2 separate regions of the Homo sapiens genome follow, and region 1 is linked to region 2. Evidence: chromatin loops called from intact Hi-C (ENCODE). Cell type or tissue: HepG2. All regions are shown on one strand. Region 1 overlaps GMPR (guanosine monophosphate reductase). Region 2 has its middle 140 kb from the start of STMND1.

The links. Peaks named below come from ENCODE experiments on the same cell type or tissue, not always from the same donor. Only the 100,000 strongest peaks of a DNase experiment are listed, where the experiment ranks them.
Region 1: a loop joins it to region 2, with 6 times the contacts of the local background. A loop is called at or near these places in 3 of 110 quality-filtered maps.

The regions. Positions count from the first base shown.
Region 1 is chr6:16,283,888-16,288,887 of GRCh38, reverse strand. GMPR (guanosine monophosphate reductase) reads right to left here. Exons shown (of 9, transcript NM_006877.4): 7 at 3,053-3,095. Among named protein-coding and RNA genes, the nearest start is that of GMPR, 48 kb to the right of the region's middle. RefSeq lists an enhancer at 2,716-2,845. In HepG2, a CTCF peak has its summit at 2,630 (motif pointing left); a DNase peak (open chromatin) is centred at 2,637.
Region 2 is chr6:16,962,667-16,967,666 of GRCh38, reverse strand. No RefSeq gene overlaps it. Among named protein-coding and RNA genes, the nearest start is that of STMND1, 140 kb to the left of the region's middle. In HepG2, a CTCF peak has its summit at 2,597 (motif pointing right); a DNase peak (open chromatin) is centred at 2,606; H3K27me3 peaks cover 1,608 bases.

The sequences.
Region 1 (5,000 bases), 680 kb after region 2:
CCAGATTAGCTAGATACAGAGTGTGGATTGGTGCATTCACAAAACCTGAGCTAGACACAGGATGCTGGTTGGTGTGTTTACAAACCTTGAGCTAGATACAGAGTGCCCATTGGTGTATTTACAATCCCTGAGTTAGACATAAAGGTTCTCCACGTCCCCACCAGACTGAGGAGCCCAGCTGGCTTCATCCAGTGGATCCGCACTGGGGCTGCAGATGGAGCTGCCCACCAGTCCCACGCCCTGCGCCTGCACTCCTCAGCCCTTGCATGGTTGACGGGACTGGGGGCCTTGGAGCAGGGGGCGGCGCTCATTAGGGAGGCTCCCGCCGCACAGGAGCCCGTGGAGGGGGCGGGGAAGCTCAGCCATGGCGGGCGGCAGGTCCCGAGCCCTGCCCCGCAGGGAGGCAGCTAAGGCCCAGCCAGAAATCCAGCGCAGCGCCAGTGGGCTGGCACTGCTGGAGGACCCAGCACACCCTCCGCAGCTGCTGGCCCGGGTGCTAAGCCTCTCATTGCCTGAGGCCGGCAGGGCCAGCCGGCCGCTCCGAGTGCAGGGCCTGCCAAGCCCACACCCACCCGGAACTCCAGCTGGCCCGCAAGCGCCTCGCGCATCCTCGGTTGCCACTCGCGCCTCTCCCTCCACACCTCCCTTCAAGCTGAGGGAGCCGGCTCCGGCCTTGGCCAGCTCAGAAAGGGGCTCCCAGAGTGCAGAGACGGGCTGAAGGGCTCCTCAAGTGCTGCCAAAGTGGGAGCCCAGGCAGAGGAGGCGTGGACAGCAAGCGAGGGCTGTGAGGGCTGTCACCTCTCACTACAGCCTCCCCTGAGTAAGCCCTACTGAGGGTTTACCTTTAGAACAGAACAAGACAGTAGCAGGGCGCAGATGTATTAAGTAATAGGATGAAGGAGGAGGGGAGCCTGGCAAATCCTAATCAGGAGGAGGAAACATAGGAACCCCTGAAAGTGGCCCTGATGCCTTCAATTTGGTCATTTAAACATTGGCAGAGCACTCTGAGGTTTTCATTGGCGTTACAGTTCAGCATGACAGAAAGGCGAGCTTTTCTAGCACTCAGGGAAGCAAAGCACAACGCAACCTTCCTAAGTGGCAGCAACCTCTTAAGACCCTCCCCTTTCAGGGTTCCTAACACGAATGCTGACTCCCTGGTCCTCCTGCCATGATTTTAAGGAGGCAGAGGATAACTGGTGTCCAGCCAGGATTCTTGACAATTCAGGAGCACAGCACCTCTGCGGCAGCTGCAAAGGAGCAGATGTCAACAGCAGGAACGCAGAGCACAGACCCACTAAAGAATGCTTTGAGGGGGTTCCCAACCATTTTCATTTCGGGACACCCTTGCATCCTTCCCTGACAAGGTCCCTCTCGCTCCACTGAGTCTCGGCACAGGTACGGCCGCACTGACTGAGAGACAGTGGAGGAGGGAATGGCACCCAAAGGAGACTGAGCTGAGTGTGGTCCAAAGGCCAGGAACTGTGATCTACAAGGCACTTCTCAACGACCAGTCACTTTAAAGTGTGTTTGGCTCTCCCTCTGTACAGAGAGCATGTGTGAGGCAACACAAAAGAGTCCAAGATGGACCACCACCTGTATTAAGTAGATTCAGCTCAAAAACCAATCATAAAAATGCCCTTGGCCAATGATCCTTACAATAAAGGGTAAGTGACAGCACTAGTTAGCAGAGGCTCTGTATTCTCCCTGTTCTGCCCCTGATTGTAGGGCTGTGACCTTGTCATTCCCTCCTACAGCCTCAGTCCCCTCAACTATAAAATAGGAAGCTGGAATCAGTGGAGGGTCTGTAGATTCCTCTCCACAGATAGGATCTATGATTAGGAGGAGGTTAAATACCATTTTTCATGACATCTTTGGGTTGCTATGAAACCTTGTTGCTAAGAACACTGCCCTGTGTTTTCCTTTGTCACTATCAGGGTTGTTGTCTGACCATTTATTTTTTAATTTTTATTTTTTATATTTTTTTGAGACAGGGTCACTCTGTCACCCAGGCTGGAGTGCAGTGGCGTGATCTTGGCTCACTGCAACTTCTGGCTCCCGGGTTCAAGCGATTCTCCCACCTTGGCCTCCTGAGTAGCTGGGATTACAGGCGTGCACCACCACACCCCGGTATTTTTTTTTGTATTTTTAGTAGAGATGGGGTATTGTCCAGGCTGGTCTCAAACTGCTGGTTTCAAGTGATCTGCCCACCTCGGCCTCCCAAAGTGCTGGGATTACAGGTGTGAGCCACCGCACCCAGCCTGAAAATTAAAAACAAAAACCAAAAAACAAAAAAACAGAATTCCTATGACATAAAGTTTCCTGCCACCATTTTTTTTTTTTCTGGCATCAGCAAAGGGCGGAGGCATGGGAGCTTCGTTTCTGCCTCCCGCCGGCACCCACAACGCCCATTTCACATTCTGGAGCCCACAGCCACGCGGCCAGCTCTGACTTCCAAATGCCATTTGCAGTTCTATGGCCAACACATGGCTCGGCAGCCGTACTTTACTGCTTGTGGTGTTGAGAGGCTGGAGCGTCTAGTGCTTTCCAGAGAAAAGCTCAGGACCTGCTGCCCTCCCACCACCGCTCCCCATCCCCAATCCCACGGGCTCACAGCAGGCACTGCTGCCCCCTAGCGGGAGGCAGGCTCCAGCCTCCAGGGAGAAACCGCTGCGGGATTCCTCCTGTCCCTTCCACGGGACTTCTCCAAGCTGGGTCCAAAAAACCCCCTCTGTAGTTGTTACACATCACACCTGGCACCATCCCCTTGGACAGGTCCCTTGAGCTTTCTCTTCCCTGGGATGAAAAGGCCGTGACTTCACCCACTCCTGGCTTGCAGGACGTCACCCCTAGATATCTCCTGGGGCATCTGTGACCTGCTCTGCCACGGTCCAGGATTTGGGCCAATTGGGGCTGAAACCCAGGGAGAGGAACCTCCAGGAGACCCAGAACTTCCCCACCAGGTCCCCCTCCTCATTCAGGTTGCCAGCTGGAGAGGTGTAGGGAGCTCCCTCCTTCCTTCCTTCCCTCCCTCTGCACCAGGGCCCGGCCTTACCAAAGGCTTTGGCGACATCCCCTGGACACGTACAGCCTCCATCCTTCACAGAGGAAAAAGCAAGGACAGGACATCATCAGCGGGAGCTCAGCCAGGCTGTCCCCTCCCCCCAGATGACCTAGTGACTGGGGGTTCAGACCCACCACAGCCCCCAGCAAGCCCACGGGCCCAAGTTCCCCTACCACGGCTGTTGTTGTCTGATCGAGTGTACTCCCCTCAATATTGCACCTTTCACTCCCCAGGCCCATCCAGGCTTCCTCTGTGGGTCAGAAGCTGGCACCACCCACTGCCCACCTGCCTGCCTGGGCTCAGACACTTCTGTTGCAGAGCAGGAGGCAGCAGGGGCTGTGAGCGGCAGAGGGGCTCAGCCCTCATCCCATGCCAGCCCCCTACATAACACACCCAGCCATTCCACTGTCCACACTCATTCTCACTCAGGAGTCACCTTTCCCTCTCTGCCTGGTGTGAGGTGAGATTTATTTAGTACAAGGGTTGAATTCTTGTAAGAGCCAAGAAAAGGACATTGAGTTAATCCTTTTATCTTTCCAGGTACCTCCATGTTTCCTATTCCTCATGTATGGTACAAAGTTACCTTAAAATCAAACATCTGTTTTTCCACCCACACTGCCCATGCAGACCACACTTGGGCTGGTTTAATGTGTAGCAGGGCCAGTCTGTTATCTTGGGCTGCCCAGCAAGGTTCAGCTGTTGGGGGTAATGTTTAAACTCCAGCTACACAGTACAAGTCTTCTAGGATGCAGAGCTAGCTGAATTTTCTTTTCTTTTCTGTTTTTTTTTTTTTGTTTTTTTTTTTTTTTGAGACAGTCTCACTCTTGTCGCCCAGGCTGGAGTGTAATGGCGTGATCTCGGCTCACTGCAACCTCTGCCTCCTGGGTTCAAGCAATTCTCCTGCCTCAGCCTCCTGAGTAGCTGGATTACAAGTGCCCACCACCAAGCCCAGCTAATTTTTGTACTTTTAGTAGAGACGGGATTTCGCCACGTTGGCCTGGCTGGTCTTGAGCTCCTGACCTCAGGTGATCCGCCCACCTCGGCCTCCCAAAGTGCTGGGATTACAGGCGTGCACCACCGCGCCCAGCCACTAGCTGCATTTTCTTACAAACACAAGACACCAAATGCCCAGGCTGCTACCTGCTATTCCTAATGTAGCCTGGGCGCAATTCAAGGGGCAAAAGGACAGCAACAGTACGCTGGAGCAGCAGCCAGACACACGGGGACAGTCACGAAAGCCATGGTGCAAGGGGAGACAGCAACAGTGTCAGGGCTCACGTGACAGTGACACAGCCCAAAGCTAAGTGTGGGTCTAGGAGAAACAGCAGGACCTCAGAGGGAAGCACCTGTCCGCAGAAGGTGGGACCCACTTTGGGAAGGAATAGAGAAAAGACAGGGTGCCCAGGCTACCCCGTGTTACAACCTGCAGGAAAGTGCACACACCTCTGGAGTTGGAGAGCAGGGAAATGGGATGACCCACCTTGTGAAGAACATCTCAAACTGAGAACATAGGGTCTCTGTGACTCAGTTCCCTTTCTCTATCTACCAGTGAGGCCTGTCACTCCAGGAGCTAGAACTCCAATACTATTTCACTACTTCTTTGCAGCTCTGATCAAAAGGTTAAGTGTGAAGGCTGGACCTTTTCTTTACAAACATTTACTGACCACAGTTATTTCCTCAATCAAATGTGTTATTCATACATGGCTTCTCTGACCCCCAGAGGGCCACAGAGCACTGAGGAATATTATTTCAGAGGTGGTCTTGCCGTATGTTATCTGGCCCAAACCCACTGTGTGAAGACAGGGACAGGGCTTGTGGCTCTATACCCCTTGTTAATGCTTCAAAATCCTGGCATATTTATTTATTTTACCTTTCAAAGGTACAACCTCAAAATGCCCTTCGCTTGCCCTGCCAATTAATTTTAAAGTGCTTTATCTCT
Region 2 (5,000 bases):
TCTTCACAACTCTATAAAAGAGGTTAAGATTGCCTCTTATGCAAGAGTAAGTGGAGGCTTAGACTGGCTAAGTAACTTACCCAGGCAGAGACAGCATTTGAACCCAGGATTAGGGAGGGATGAGTGAGTTACTCAATGTGGGTGTAAAATTGAAGAGAGCAGCAAAACATTTAGTAATCAAGATAAATAATATCTGAATTCAGTATTTGAAAAAATTAAGATGAATGCAAGAATACCCATAATGAGCAAACTTTCATCATTTTAAGTAAAGACGACAGGCTGCTGTCCTTGGCTTGATTTATGACGCTGTATTATTGTGCAATGGGAATCAGCCTGTCTGATGAGTCCACGGCTCCATGGCATCACATGGATATGGAGTACCCAGCCAGGTTGATGAGTGTTGACAATAGTGCATGAACAGATTGGGCAACACAGGCTTTATATATAGTCATTGATTTCTGATTGTAGAGATTTTATTAACTTTTTCCATTTTGTTCAGAATAGGGGTGGATGTTTTGATAAGTGTGTATAGGAGGCCACATTTTCCCTTTTGCCTCAGATTCCAATGTGCATTGCTGCTGCTCAGCTTTTTCAGATTCCAGAGACCGGGTCAAATGCCTACTTCTGCCCACACCATTGATTCACAATCCTGGCTGCCCATGACACTCACTGAGGGAGTCATGAAAACAGCTCCATGCCTGGGGCCCATCCCCAGAGGCCACTTCCCTTTGTCTGGGTGGTTCAGAATGGGGCCTGACATTGGGTTTGTTGCAGAACTCTCCAGTTTATTCCAATGTGTGGCCAAGGTTGACGATGACTTTGCTACATTACACTGCCTTTCTTGAAGGATCACAGGAGGCTAGCACACAAAATGCAACTCTCTCTGAGCATAAGGTAAGGTGAGGTCAGCTGGAAAGCACATGTGCTTCCAGCTCGGAATAAGAATTGTGGCATTTTAGATCTAGATGGTGCCTTAGGAGTCAGAATGTTTGAGCTAAAAGGACCTGGAATTAGATTGCCAATTTCACTGATGAGTAAACAGAAACTCAGAAAAGTTACCCCAACTTGCTAACAAGAGGCAGAGAGACAACAGGAGCAAAAGGCTCCTGACCTCAGCCCGAGCCCTTTTCAAGGAACCCATCAGAGAAAAAACACTTTCGGCTCTCACCAAAAAGAAATGAAAGCAGCCACCAGCATCCATAGCTCTCCTCCAAACATAAGAATCTACTTAATTCAGTGTTTTAAAATTTTCTTTTCCAGAATAAACCTGATTAATCCAAATCCCCATTTATAAAGTGACAATTTGCAGGCCAAATGGTTTTTCTGATCCATACTATGTTTTCAAAAGTTGATCCAGGCCGGGCGCGGTGGCTTATGCCTGTAATTCCAGCACTTTGGGAGGCCGAGGTGGGCAGATCACCTGAGGTCAGGAGTTCAAGACCAGCCTGGCCAACTTGGTGAAACCCCGTTATCTACTAAAAACACAAAAATTAGCCAGATGTGGTGATGGGCGCCTGTAATCCCAGCTACTTGGAAGGCTGAGGCAGGAGAATTGCTTGAACTGGGAGGCGGAGGTTGCAGTGACCCAAGATCTTGCCATTGCACTCCAGCCTGGGCAACAGGAGTGAAACTCTGTCTCAAAAAAAAAAAAAAAAAAAAGTCGATCCAACATTTAAACATGGGGAGATTTTCCATTACATTTTACATAATGTATATGCTTCTACTGAATACCTGGAATACTTGGCAATATCCCTGACGGTAGCACCGGCCAGAGCTGAGTCATTGCTGCCTATTGTAAAGAGGCCCAAGCCCTCCTATTTTTGTTACAGCCTCCACTACTTCCAATCCTAGTCATGACTCTAGGCTGTCTAAATGTCACCGAAAAATTTAAAATTGAAGTCGACATCTCGGAAATGCCAGAATCCCCCACCCAGTCTGTTTTATGCATTCACGTTAACTGTTAGGCCCCGGTGGCATTTGAGCTTGCAACCCTGATTTTGTCATGATAGGTCCACAACGCACCAAACGCTGGGGCAGAAAGAGCAGCCCAGGCTGCGTGGTGAGGCTATTTTTCTGCAGCGGAGACCTGAGGAGGTCTTTTACGAAGGCTTATGAGGGCAGGACCTTCTATTCCTGGTTTCCCTACCACATCGCTTGGTTTTCAGTTGCATCTATAAACCCCAAACTATTCAACATTTTTTTTTTTCATTCAAAATCTTTGTTCTATGTCATCAAGGTTTTTCTTCCTGCCTGATTTGTTTGTGCTCTTCTCCTATCCCAGAATGCCCTCCCTCTTTTTATCTGAAGTCCAATCATCCTTCTAGGCTCAGCTTCCTGGATTACTCTGATCCGTGTGGGTCTCTCCCTTCTAGGAAACTCGTATGACCTCAAGTCGATAGAGAAACCGTATGTTCCTTTTATTTCCCCAGGTCAGAGGATAAGCTCCTTAGATTTGCCTGTGTGTAATTCCTTTGAATCCTCCCTAACACCCAGGACCGGACTGGGTACACAGACCATGGTGTGACCCAGGGTCCCCTCTACTTTCCTCCAGCCGGTCGGAACAGGCGATGCAGCTCCCACTACCAGCCACGAGAGGTCGCTCATCCACACACATCTTGCCCTGCCCAGGTTCCGTGCTGCACGTAGATTACTCGAGCCTCTGGAAGTAGGGCAGGCTAATTTATCTCCTCTCCAACACAGCCTCGGGCCATCAGAGCCTCTGATGTCAGGGTCCCTGCCGTGCAAGCTGCAGAATGAAAACACTGCAAATAAGAAAGGTCACTGCATCCGCTCTGCACATTTACTTCTCACCTGAAATCTCTGCCTCGCTAGCAACATGCCAGCTCAGGCTCGGAAGATTTTCCCAACTCAGTATTCCAGCAGGAGGGAGAAGAAATCTGTGACTACTGCATGTATTATGGGTGTGCTTTTACAGATTATTGCATCAAGTCCATGGTCCAGCAATGTGCCAAGAAAGGGTTCCATGCTCTTTCTTCTGCTCCGATCCCCAGGGAGTTTCTGACCAGAGCACTGATACTCCGACTCTGTTCTGCTTTTGCTACTGCTGTTCTCCACTAATAACAACACTGACCTTTTAAAACAGGCCTTCTCGAATGAGCCAGCCTTAAAGTAGAGGTAGTGGCCAGGTGTTATTTCAGAGATTTGATGAATCCAAAGCAGCAACATGAAGGGAGCACACTAATTCCAAAAATGGGATAGATGCCACAGGAAGGTGGGAGAGCAAAAAATGTAGGTACCTAAGGTAATACCAACCACGCATGCCCAAGTACCCAGCATGGTGTCACGTTGGCATGGCAGACCAGAATGCCGACACTGGTTGAGTCTGAGTGATTGTAAAGGTTTAGCAAGGAAATGTGTCAGTCAGAGAGATTCAAATAGGTGTCCAGAGACTGGGAAGGAAGGTAGCATAGAGCTCTGCCTGGAAGCCCTGGACTCCAAAGCCCCAAGCACAGGCTTTCTGGGCTGGCTAACACGTTTCAAGACGGTCTCTAAGGAGCATTCAGACCTACTGGCAAACCTTAAAGGAAAGTCGAATTTGCCCATCGATTTCACCAGTCACTTGCACCATGATCAAAAAGATGTATTTATTAGTAGAGGCAGCACAGCGTCTGGGGAGCCGGACTCCCAAAGTGAGAATCAGAGTTCTGACATTGACTAGCCATGGCTTAAACTCTCCGAGCCTCAGTTTACACATCTGTTAAAAGGAGACTAATAACAGTACCTAAGCAAGGGTTACTATCAGGATTAAAATGCTTAGAACAGTACCCAATGCACAGCAAACACTTACGTAAATATAAGCTGTTATCACTAATGTTATTATTAATTTTGTTATCCATTCTGCACAAAACACACAGTGAATCCCCTATTTTCCAGGCCTGGCTGTGTCTGAAATAAAGAACACCAAAGAACTTTTTCAGAAATAGTGTCAATTTCATACCTAAGCAACGACAATGTCACTTTCAGTTCAGCAAGGCTCTCTCCTTTCCTATAGAGTGAAGTTGATAATTGTCTTAGAGCTACTTATTTCACTTTATCCTCCCACTCTTTAAAACAAGTCTAAAAAACTTGGGTGAGAACATATTCAACGATTCATTAATTCAACAAATATTTCCTGAGAGCCTGTTATGTGCCAAGCATTGTTTCAGGTGCTGGGATGTAGCAGCGAGGCAAATCCTCTGTCCTGCCCTAATGAGGGTTACATTCTGGTATGTGGGCACAGGCAAAAAAGGAGCAGGGAAGCAGATGAGGTAGTTCAGATAGTGTTGGATGCAATAAAGGAAATTAACAGGGTGACTTGGAGGGCCACACTGTTAATCTTACTTAAGATGGGATGATCAAGCAAAACATGTCTGGAAAATGACGTGTGAGCTAAGATCTGGAAGATGACAAGAACTAGACATGCAGACAGGCAGCCAGTGCACAGGTACAGAAAGTGGAAGGGACCCTGGGGTGAGAATGAACTTGGGCAATTCAAGGACAGAAAGAAGGCCTAGGGACAGAGTATAATGAAAAAGGGGCGTCTTTGTCCTGTAGTATTCTGCTGTAACAGAATTCAACAGACTGGATAATTTATAAAGAACTAAAATTTATTTCTTACAGTTCTGGAAGCTGGAAAGTCCAAGATGAAGGCACCAGCAGGTTTGGTGTCTGGTGAGAGCATGTCTCTGCTTCCAAGATGGTTCCTTAAACATTGAATCCTTCAGGGAGGAGGAACACTGTTCTTCATGTGGCTGACGACCAGAAGAGAGCAAACCCATAAACTCTTTTTTATAATGGCATTAATCCATTTGTGAGGGCCGAATCCTCATGACCTCAACATCTCCCATTAGGTCCCACCTCCTAACCCTGTTGTACTGGGAATTAAGCTTCCAACACATGAATTTGGAGGGGACAAAATATTCCAACCATAGCAAAAGGAGAATGGTATAGCATGAGTTTGGAGAACGAGGCAGTGGCCACATCACGTAGGGCCTTGTTCA